2 separate regions of the Homo sapiens genome follow, and region 1 is linked to region 2. Evidence: chromatin contacts called from ENCODE Hi-C data. All regions are on one chromosome and are shown on one strand. The core of a region is the stretch at or near the end of the contact, and the rest is flanking DNA. Distances in the headings are between cores, read along the strand shown. Region 1 overlaps GGNBP2 (gametogenetin binding protein 2). Region 2 holds the start of CCL3 (C-C motif chemokine ligand 3).

What was found. A loop is a pair of places that touch in the nucleus more often than their neighbours do. Pooled maps may share reads with other maps.
Region 1: a loop to region 2 is called in a pooled map, with 5 times the contacts of the local background. The contact joins the enhancer-like site here to the promoter of CCL3 in region 2. A Hi-C loop is called at or near these places in 3 of 37 single-sample maps with no recorded cell type and 4 of 50 pooled maps.

What each region holds. Positions count from the first base shown.
Region 1 is chr17:36,548,919-36,554,502 of GRCh38, reverse strand. All of the region lies in intron 2 of GGNBP2 (gametogenetin binding protein 2), which reads right to left. Among named protein-coding and RNA genes, the nearest start is that of GGNBP2, 6.8 kb to the right of the region's middle. Within about 2 kb of position 3,847, at least 2 of the 41 ENCODE cell types and tissues checked have a DNase peak (open chromatin) inside an H3K27ac peak, as active enhancers do.
Region 2 is chr17:36,086,745-36,092,096 of GRCh38, reverse strand. It overlaps CCL3 (C-C motif chemokine ligand 3), which reads left to right and starts at 1,954. Exons shown (of 3, transcript NM_002983.3): 1 at 1,954-2,111; 2 at 2,800-2,914; 3 at 3,335-3,841. The coding sequence starts at 2,039. The coding sequence ends at 3,425. It overlaps CCL3-AS1 (CCL3 antisense RNA 1), which reads right to left. Exons shown (of 3, transcript NR_186417.1): 3 at 2,235-2,551.

The DNA of each region.
Region 1 (5,584 bases), core at 2,598-5,097, 460 kb before region 2:
CTAGCTACTTGGGAGGCTGAGCCAGGAGAACCACTTGAACCCGGGAGGCAGAGGTTGCAGCGAGCTGAAATCGCACCACTGCACTCCAGCCTGGACAACAAGAGTGAAACTCTGTCAAAAAAAAAAAAAAAAAAAAAAAAAAAAAAAAAATTCAAGTACATAAGACAAGTTTCCATTTTTTTTTTTTTTTTTTTGAGACGGAGTCTTGCTCCGTCACCTAGGCTGGAGTGCGGTGGCATGATTTAAGCTCATCACAACCTCCACCTCCTGGGTTCAAGCAATTCTCCTGCCTCAGCCTCGCGAGTAGCTGGGATTACAGGAACCCACCACCAAGCCCAGCTAATTTTTGTATTTTTAGTAGAGATGGGTTTTCACCATGTTGGCCAGGCTGGTCTCGAACTCCTGACCTCAGCCTCCCAAAGTACTGGGATTACAGTCGTGAGCCACTGTGCCTGGCCAGAACAGTACCTGCCTGGCACATAGTAAATGTTTGCTCTAATTATGAACAAAAAGGGCACATTGATATACTTATTCAATTATCAAAATTCACTACCATAGGAAGGCATATGAAACTTAAGGAGGCTTCACTATGTCACATAATGGGAATGTGTAATTAGTACATTTTACTGATCTGTTGTCACACCACAGATTTTTAGTACCATAGTTATGTATCACTACAAGCCATTTTTACTATAAGATGTCATCAAATTCAAGCAGCATCCTGATTTCAGGTATTAAAATGTGGGGGAAAAAGATATGCCTTCAAAACAATGAAAGTAACACATGTATATCTTAACTAAAACATTGTTAAAGATCAAACATATCGTACTAGGACAAACTATTTCCACATTGCCACATAACAAGGACCACAAACTCCTACAAAATCAAAGAGTGAAGTCAAGAGAAAAACACCGATTTAAGGCAAAAACAAAATATCCCTACCCAGTTGAATGCGATCTTAAAAAGATCACTCCCTTCCCCAACCAGCACCAGAGACCTGCTTCTTTAATAGATGTAACCATTCCTTTCCTTCCATATTAGAGAAATTTAAAACATGTTTGTTCTAACAGCAAAATGAGGCCTCATTAACAGCTAAGTCAAACGTAAGCAATAGATTTAAGAGTTTTTCTTGATAACGGAGGAATATGAGATATATGAAGTACAGAGACAAATAGATACTAAAGGATAGACTATGATGCAAATACTAACATAATCCAGACTGCATGTGCAACACACTTCAAATTTTCAGTGTGTATACTTTATCTTTCAAAAAAGGAAAACATATTAGATGTGGCTATCTCTAGGTAGTAAGACAACTTTTTCTGTATGTGTTCCTATATTTCCCAAATGTATTACAATGCATATATACTATATATTATGGCAGGGGAAGAGTTAATGCTCCTTGCTTCCAATTCTATATTCACTATACCATGTTTAGAGACATGCTTCCATTTCAATAGCTTTTTTTTTTTTTTTTTTTTGAGACAGAGTCTTGTTCTGTCACCCAGGCTGGAGTGCAGTGGCACAATCTCGGCTCACTGCAACCTCCGCCTCCCAGGTTCAACCAATTCTCCTGCCTCAGCCTCCTGAGTAGCTGGGATTACAGGCACCTGCCACCAAACATGGTTAATATTTTGTATTTTTAGTAGAAACAGGGTTTTGCCATGTTGCCCAGGCTGGTTTCAAACTCCGGAGCTCAGGCAATCTGCCTGCCTCGGACTCCCAAAGTGCTGGGATTACAGGCGTGAGTCACCACGCCTGACCCATTTCAATAGCTTTTACCATTCTGAAAGTTTTTTCTTCCATGCATACAGATGAAATGTCCAAATGTCAATTATCCAATTTTCAGGTTTATCAACCCTGACATCTTGTTTCTAGTTTTCCTTCTCAGTCTTATTAATACCTCTAAAGGGGGGTAGCAATAAGTAATAATAAAGACACTTCATGTGTATTAGACATTGTTATAAGCACTTTCATACATTAACTTTATCAACAGCACAAAGCAAAACTGAAGTCAATGGTCTATTTTAATGCTGTAGCTATCAATAATCTGGTGAGGATGACTGAAAAGAGCAAAATATCTAATGAACCATACTGCCTATTGTATTTATTCTAATTAACATGCTCTACTCAAATTTAAAAAAATAATAATAATCCTGGTATTGGAAATCCTGGTCCAGAAAACTATTATAATAAAAGCAATAAAATAGTTAATAGTTCAATTAACTCATATTTTCTGGAATCATCAAAAGGTTTAAGACACACAAAAATTTAACTGTCAAGTCATTAAAAAGGTATAAACTTTTAGAGCCATGTAACTCAACAGAATATTGGAGGTCACTCCAAACCTACCATTTAAGTAACTAATACCTTGATTTATATTTTCATTTGCTTGATACAAATATACACCATTTCACCACATACCAATAGCCGTAATAAAAAATGACAATTATCTATACTGTTTAAAGATCAAAGCTATCAATTTAAGAAACAAAGAATATTCCTTATTTAACCAAATCAAAATCTCTCCAGTCTGGTTCTTAGGCAAAATCCTAAATTCTGACTCAGTATGTATTTATATTCTGATCAACTGTTTTAAAAATTGAAACGGAGATCAAAGAACACATCTAATAATACTGAGACCTGCGAGCTGATTTGTAAAATTTTTTTTTTGAGACAGGGTCTCAACTCTGTTGCCTAGGCTGGAGTGCAGTAGCTCAATCTCGACTCACTGCAGCCTCTGCCTCCCAGGTTCAAGCAATTCTCCCAAGTAGCTGGGATTACAGGCGTACCACCATGCCCAGCTAATTTTTGTATTTTTAGTAGAGACAGGATTTCACCATGTTGGCCAGGCTGGTCCTGAACTCCTGACCTCAGGTGATCCACTCTCCGAGGCCTCCAAAAGTGCTGGGATTACAGGCATGAGCCACCGCGCCCAGCCTAAAATATTTTAATTATATGGATAATACCTGATTTAGGAATTCTTTCTAAGAAGTCAATAAAGAAGCCGGTGGCTCACGCCCGTAATCCCAGCACTTTGGGAGGCCCAGGCGGGTGGATCACCTGAGGTCGTGAGTTCAAGACCAGCCTGACCAACATGGAGAAACCCTGTCTGTACTAAAAATACAAAAAATTAGCCATAGTGGCACATGCCTGTAATCCTAGCTACTTGGGAGGCTGAGACAGGAGAATCACTTGAACCCAGAAGGCGGAGGTTGTGGTGAGCCAAGATCGTGCCATTGCACGCCAGCTTGAGCGACAAGAGCAAAACTCGGTCTCAAAAAAAAAAAAAAGTCAATAAAGAACACGGTTATTTTTAAAAACAAAACTTGTTTCCAATCATTTCATTTTCACCTAATTAGTAGCAAAAATACTAAGATCTAATCTATTTCTATCTTTCCTGGTTTCATCAGCTTGCATACTACTAAATTTTCTCTTGTATTTACTCACTACTCTGGCTGGAGACAATGCACTCAAACTAAATACTCTGTCCTCGCCTTTCAAACACTTAGGACAATGGCTTTTTACCTTACTGTTTTCTGGCCAATCACTATATGCTGTTCAGTGTTTTAAGAGATGAAAATAAAAAGGGGAAGGCAAAGAGGCTAGTAGCACAATTTGTTCTTCATTCTTTAAAACCACTTCCTTAACTTAATCTTGAGATTCTAGGTTACCTAAAGGAAGACAGTCCTGTAAAGTATTTCAGGTGTGGTTTTATAGAGGCATCATTAGCATTCAGCTTCATGAAGAGGTTCCCTACCCATAGCTAGCAACAAATAGAACAAGTCATTGTGCTGCAATTACTGCTTTATAAAGTTTATTGAATCAATTACCCACTTTCACTCTTAAGTATCTGTTCTGGTTTCTCCTGACCACAAAAAAAACCTGTTTTTAGCGCATTCTCACAAGTTCTAACCAACAATATACTAAGTTTGCATTTATTAAAATCACTGTCATTTTGGTTTTACTCCACACAGCTATTTGTAACATCTATCACCCTCAGTAAAATTAACTGTTAAAAGTTGAAAGAAAACATTAAATGCTAACTTTTAACAATTACAAAACATCTAATTCCCAAGTGGATATGCCACCATTTATCATTTTTTTAAAGTGTAAGACATTAAGAACTCTTACCAGATTAATGCTGTACATGCAAACAAGAACAAAAAGAAAAAAAAAACAAAACCCCAAACTCTTATCAGAGTAGTCTATTTAGATTGGTTTAAATTAGGAGAGTAAACTGCAATGCAGAAATGTAACAATCTGGCCGGGCGCATTGGCTCACGCCTGTAATCCCACCACTTTGGGAGGCCGAGGCAGGCAGATCACTTGAGGTCAGGAGTTCGAGACCAGCCTGGCCAAAATGGTGACGCCTCGTCTCTACTAAAAATACAAAAACTAGCCGGGCATGGTGGCGGGCGCCTGTAATCCCAGCTACTCAGGAGGTTGAGGCCCAAGAATCACCTGAACCTGGAAGGCGGAGGTTGCAGTGAGCCAAGATCACACCACTGCACTCCAGCCTAGGTGACACAGTGAGACTCCATCTCGAAAAAAAAAAAAAGAAATATCATAGCAATCTGACAATATGTACCTGGAACTTTACAAAAGGTTCTTATCCTTTGATCCAACCAGTAATTCCACTTCCAAAAGCCTGAGAAAACATTTTAATGCAAAGATTTTTGCATTATTTATGTTCTTACAGTTTATTCATAGCAAAAACTAGAACAACCTCCATGTCCAACAGTGGAAAAATAATTACAGAATGTCATACAACGGAATATTACACAGCCATTAAAAATGTTTAAGAATGACAAGAAAAAATGTTTTCAAAATTACATTTAGTGAAATAAATAAGGACAAAAAGTTACAGAATATATTAACTGTATCTGTGTGTCTAGGACTGAAATTACACCAAATGTGCTTATCCCTGAGAAGCATGACTAAGGGTAATTTGTTTTGTAGTTATTTTTCAAGATTTTAGAAGGAATATATATTTTGGCCGGGTGTGGTGGCTCACACCTGTAATCCCAGCACTTTGGGAGGCCGAGGCGGACAGATGACCTGAGGTCAGGAGTTCAAGACCAGCCTGGCCAACATAGGGAAACCCCCATCTCTTCTAAAAATACAAAAAAATTAGCTGGGCGTGGTGACACGCACTTGTAATCCCAGCTACTCAGGAGGCTGAGGCAGGAGAATCACTTGAGCCTGAGAGGCAGAGGTTGCAGTGAGCCAAGATCAGGCCACTGTACTCCAGCCTGGGCGACAGAGCGAGACTGTGTCTCAAAAAAAAAAAAACTTTAATTCTTCAGATTTCTCTAAAATCAAATATGTATTCTATCTGTTATTTTATAATTGTAGTAACACTGAACAACATTTTAGCCAGAGTATAAAACTTTCTTAAATATTTCACCATTCCACCAACTTATTTGGAATTTTCTCAAGTACACCTACATCAGCCCTATCCTATACTCAGGTGTTCAAACTCACTGAACTACCATGGGAATCTTCTAAACATGGACACAACATATCACATAAAAGAAGAGGCTATTTTTTTTTTTGAAACGGAGTTTCACTTTGTCTCCCA
Region 2 (5,352 bases), core at 705-3,204:
ATTCTCCAGCATCAAATGTATCAACTCTAACCCCTTTGGGGGGAATACAAGGCCTGTCCTGGTTTGGTCCCAATTTAGCTTTATCATCCATATTCACCCCCACTGCTCTGCAGCTCCACTGAAGCACCCCCTCTTTCCTCTGAACCCACAATGTCACACTCAGGACTCTGCCTCAGCTGGGCACTCATCTATAGATGCCTAAATCCCGGGCAGTTATCCAGACACAACTAAAGTTCCATCCCTTCCATGAAGCCTTCCCCAACCCTCTGGTGGAAGGTCACTTCTTCCCCTCGTGGGATTCTGAGCTTTCATTTCTTTTTCTACTAGGAGTCCTAGCACTTTCGGCTAAATGCTACAATTACCTGTTCATACACTCTACCTGCCCCCACGAGATCAGGGGCATCTCAGAAACAAAGATCATTAAAACCAACTAAATCTATTTCTCATTATAAAATGAGGTATGCTGATTGATTGTGAAAGAATAAAATAACAAAGTATGGAAAAGAAAAAAAAGCATATAATCTGGCTGAGAAGGTAGAGACCCTTCCACACCACTGAAATTATGTATTGAAAAGAATAAGTAAAAAACTGCTTCAATTTGGCATGATTTATGTAAGTATAGTATAGGATCCTTAAAATGGTTCAAAGAAATGGGAAATCAAGACTTCATTTTGGCCAAAACCATTGAACAGAAACTTCAGCATATTTATCAATAATTTCTTTCAGATTAAACAACTGACAACAACCTATTTTTCAACCAGTGATGTTGGAAATGTTTTTTTAAAAATTAGTTTATAAATTTGTGGGCTGACCAAGAAGGTAATAAAGTCTAACTAAGTAAAATGAGAAAAATTCAGAAAAAGAAAAAAATAAGAAAATAAATCACCCAGGGACCTATCACACAAATATAAGAACTATTCATTCTTTAAGGCATGTATTTCCAAGCCTTTGTATTTTTTTCCATGCTTAGGGTTGGCAAGGAATATATATATATTTGTACAAATATATATGTGTATATGTACAAATACATGTATATATAGTACAAATATATATATATATTTGTACAATTCTTCAGACTTTGTAGAATTTGTATAATGTCGTATCTTGCTTTTTTTAACCACTGATGTTATAAGCATATTTATGCCACTTCATTCATTTTAGAGACTTAATAATAAATGATCTAGTGGATAATTTATCATTCCCTGATGGAGAAAAATTTAGCTTTGTTTATTTTAGAGTTATAAACGATGCTGGGTCAGGTATCTTTATGTTTGAAGATGGCTCCATATTTGGGTTGTTTCCACAGAACTCTTTCCTAGAAATGCTTTTTCTAGGTTAATGGCTACAGATATTTCTAGGCACCTGACATATTGACACCCACCTCTAAAGTATTTTTATGATCCACAACTAGCGTTTAACACAGCGCCCTAGTCACTACATGACTAATAAATAGACAAATGACTGAAACATGACCTCATGCTTTCTATTCCTCCAGCTTTCATTCAGTTCTTTGCCTCTGGGAGGAGGAAGGGTTGTGCAGCCCTCCACAGCATCAGCCCATCAACCCTATCCCTGTGGTTATAGCAGCTGAGGAAGCAGAATTGCAGCTCTGTGGGAAGGAATGGGGCTGGAGAGTTCATGCACAGACCAGTTCTTATGAGAAGGGACTGACTAAGAATAGCCTTGGGTTGACATATACCCCTCTTCACACTCACAGGAGAAACCATTTCCCTATGAAACTATAACAAGTCATGAGTTGAGAGCTGAGAGTTAGAGAATAGCTCAAAGATGCTATTCTTGGATATCCTGAGCCCCTGTGGTCACCAGGGACCCTGAGTTGTGCAACTTAGCATGACAGCATCACTACGCTTAAAAATTTCCCTCCTCACCCCCAGATTCCATTTCCCCATCCGCCAGGGCTGCCTATAAAGAGGAGAGCTGGTTTCAGACTTCAGAAGGACACGGGCAGCAGACAGTGGTCAGTCCTTTCTTGGCTCTGCTGACACTCGAGCCCACATTCCGTCACCTGCTCAGAATCATGCAGGTCTCCACTGCTGCCCTTGCTGTCCTCCTCTGCACCATGGCTCTCTGCAACCAGTTCTCTGCATCACGTGAGTCTGAGTTTCGTTGTGGGTATCACCACTCTCTGGCCATGGTTAGACCACATCAATCTTTTCTTGTGGCCTAAAAGCCCCCAAGAGAAAAGAGAACTTCTTAAAGGGCTGCCAAACATCTTGGTCTTTCTCTTTAAGACTTTTATTTTTATCTCTAGAAGGGGTCTTAGCCCCCTAGTCTCCAGGTATGAGAATCTAGGCAGGGGCAGGGGAGTTACAGTCCCTTTTACAGATAGAAAAACAGGGTTCGAAACGAATCAGTTAGCAAGAGGCAGAATCCAGGGCTGCTTACTTCCCAGTGGGGTATGTTGTTCACTCTCCAGCTCACTCTAGGTCTCCCAGGAGCTCTGTCCCTTGGATGTCTTATGAGAGATGTCCAAGGCTTCTCTTGGGTTGGGGTATGACTTCTTGAACCAGACAAAATTCCCTGAAGAGAACTGAGATAAGAGAACAGTCCGTTCAGGTATCTGGATCACACAGAGAAACAGAGAACCCACTATGAAGAGTCAAGGAGAAAGAAGGATACAGACAGAAACAAAGAGACATTTCTCAGCAAAAATGCCCAAATGCCTTCCAGTCACTTGGTCTGAGCAAGCCTGCCTTCCTCAACTGCTCGGGGATCAGAAGCTGCCTGGCCTTTTCTTCTGAGCTGTGACTCGGGCTCATTCTCTTCCTTTCTCCACAGTTGCTGCTGACACGCCGACCGCCTGCTGCTTCAGCTACACCTCCCGGCAGATTCCACAGAATTTCATAGCTGACTACTTTGAGACGAGCAGCCAGTGCTCCAAGCCCGGTGTCATGTAAGTGCCAGTCTTCCTGCTCACCTCTATGGAGGTAGGGAGGGTCAGGGTTGGGGCAGAGACAGGCCAGAAGGCTATCCTGGAAAGGCCCAGCCTTCAGGAGCCTATCGGGGATACAGGACGCAGGGCTCCGAGGTGTGACCTGACTTGGAGCTGGAGTGAGGCATGTGTTACAGAGTCAGGAAGGGCTGCCCCAGCCCAGAGGAAAGGGACAGGAAGAAGGAGGCAGCGGGACACTCTGAGGGCCACCCCTACTGAGTCACTGAGAGAAGCTCTCTAGACAGAGATAGGCAGGGGGCCCCTGAAAGAGGAGCAAGCCCTGAGCTGCCCAGGACAGAGAGCAGAATGGTGGGGCCATGGTGGGCCCAGGATTCCCCTGCTGGATTCCCCAGTGCTTAACTCTTCCTCCCTTCTCCACAGCTTCCTAACCAAGCGAAGCCGGCAGGTCTGTGCTGACCCCAGTGAGGAGTGGGTCCAGAAATATGTCAGCGACCTGGAGCTGAGTGCCTGAGGGGTCCAGAAGCTTCGAGGCCCAGCGACCTCGGTGGGCCCAGTGGGGAGGAGCAGGAGCCTGAGCCTTGGGAACATGCGTGTGACCTCCACAGCTACCTCTTCTATGGACTGGTTGTTGCCAAACAGCCACACTGTGGGACTCTTCTTAACTTAAATTTTAATTTATTTATACTATTTAGTTTTTGTAATTTATTTTCGATTTCACAGTGTGTTTGTGATTGTTTGCTCTGAGAGTTCCCCTGTCCCCTCCCCCTTCCCTCACACCGCGTCTGGTGACAACCGAGTGGCTGTCATCAGCCTGTGTAGGCAGTCATGGCACCAAAGCCACCAGACTGACAAATGTGTATCGGATGCTTTTGTTCAGGGCTGTGATCGGCCTGGGGAAATAATAAAGATGCTCTTTTAAAAGGTAAACCAGTATTGAGTTTGGTTTTGTTTTTCTGGCAAATCAAAATCACTGGTTAAGAGGAATCATAGGCAAAGATTAGGAAGAGGTGAAATGGAGGGAAATTGGGAGAGATGGGGAGGGCTACCACAGAGTTATCCACTTTACAACGGAGACACAGTTCTGGAACATTGAAACTACGAATATGTTATAACTCAAATCATAACATGCATGCTCTAGGAGAATTCACTACTCGAATGGCCACCATTAAGCATAGTATTCTGTAGGGCATATTCATGATGAATCAAGCTCTTAATAGCAATTATTTACATTGTTGAGGCTTACTCCTCCTACTGAGCGCTTTTTATACATTGCTCATTTAATCTTACCAATGCAATAGTACAGCTTAGGTACTATTAATACCTCCACTTGACAGAAAAGTAACCCAGGGCTCAGAAAGGTTAGACAACTTGGCTGAGGTTACACAGCACGTAAACGGTCAATTGTGTTCCAAAACTGGACTTTTATTGAACTACAGACTATGCTGTTAACCATTGACCAAGTTATTTCCCAAAGTATGACCCGCCTATACTCAAATCTTACCCCATTCTTTAACAGATGATACTTTATCCATTGCAACCACTTCCTGTCAGGATTCTGAGTTGACATAGAGTGTTTGAGCAGTGATTGTTGAAGCCACTTAAATAGGATCTTTAAGTGTAGACCTGGGAACTGATATTTTTATCAAGCTCATGAGGTGTTCCATAGCATGTTAATGACTGAGAGCCACTGTCAATAGAATTCACCACTGTTTTCTAAATGTGGTAAGTCTCTGCATATGGCAACAGGTGTATTATACATTATTTCTCTAGAATCTACACTCTACAAAATAAATAGCTAATGTTAGAGAAGGAAAAGACAATCAGCTTCTGTGTGGAGCAGGATGCTGTCTATAGGTTTACTGTGAAAGGTAAGTTATTTAATAGATGGATTGTTTGCATTATCTGTACAAGAAATCCATACTAAGCTAGGGTCCTTTTTGCAGAAGAAAGAGAAATTCAAAATATTTGTGTGAAAACCAAACGTGTTAATTTTTACGAGCTATGCTTATTTCATTTTGTTTCAAATAATCTATTTTTTGTGTCCAAACATGTTTAGAATTGTAGTGTTCCAACTCTTTAAAGCATAAACACTACTACTTAGCAAATATTAAAATGCATATACTATGTGAACTACATCCCATTTGACCTGATCCCATTTCTAGGAATCTGCTTCATAGAAACACTGCCAAAAGATAAGATATGTAGACATGAGGATATTCTTTGCAGTGTGGTTGGCAAACAGCAAAGAAATGCAAACAGTCATCAGTAGGGGATTAATCAGTAGAGGATTAAGATGTCCATCAGTGGAATATTCTGAAGTCAGTAAAAAAAAAGTAGCACACATCTATAACTGTGGAAAGTGTCCATAATATTATATGTAAAAGGCAGACCTAATTACATTCAGTATATGCATATATATTCTCTACATATGCTATGGA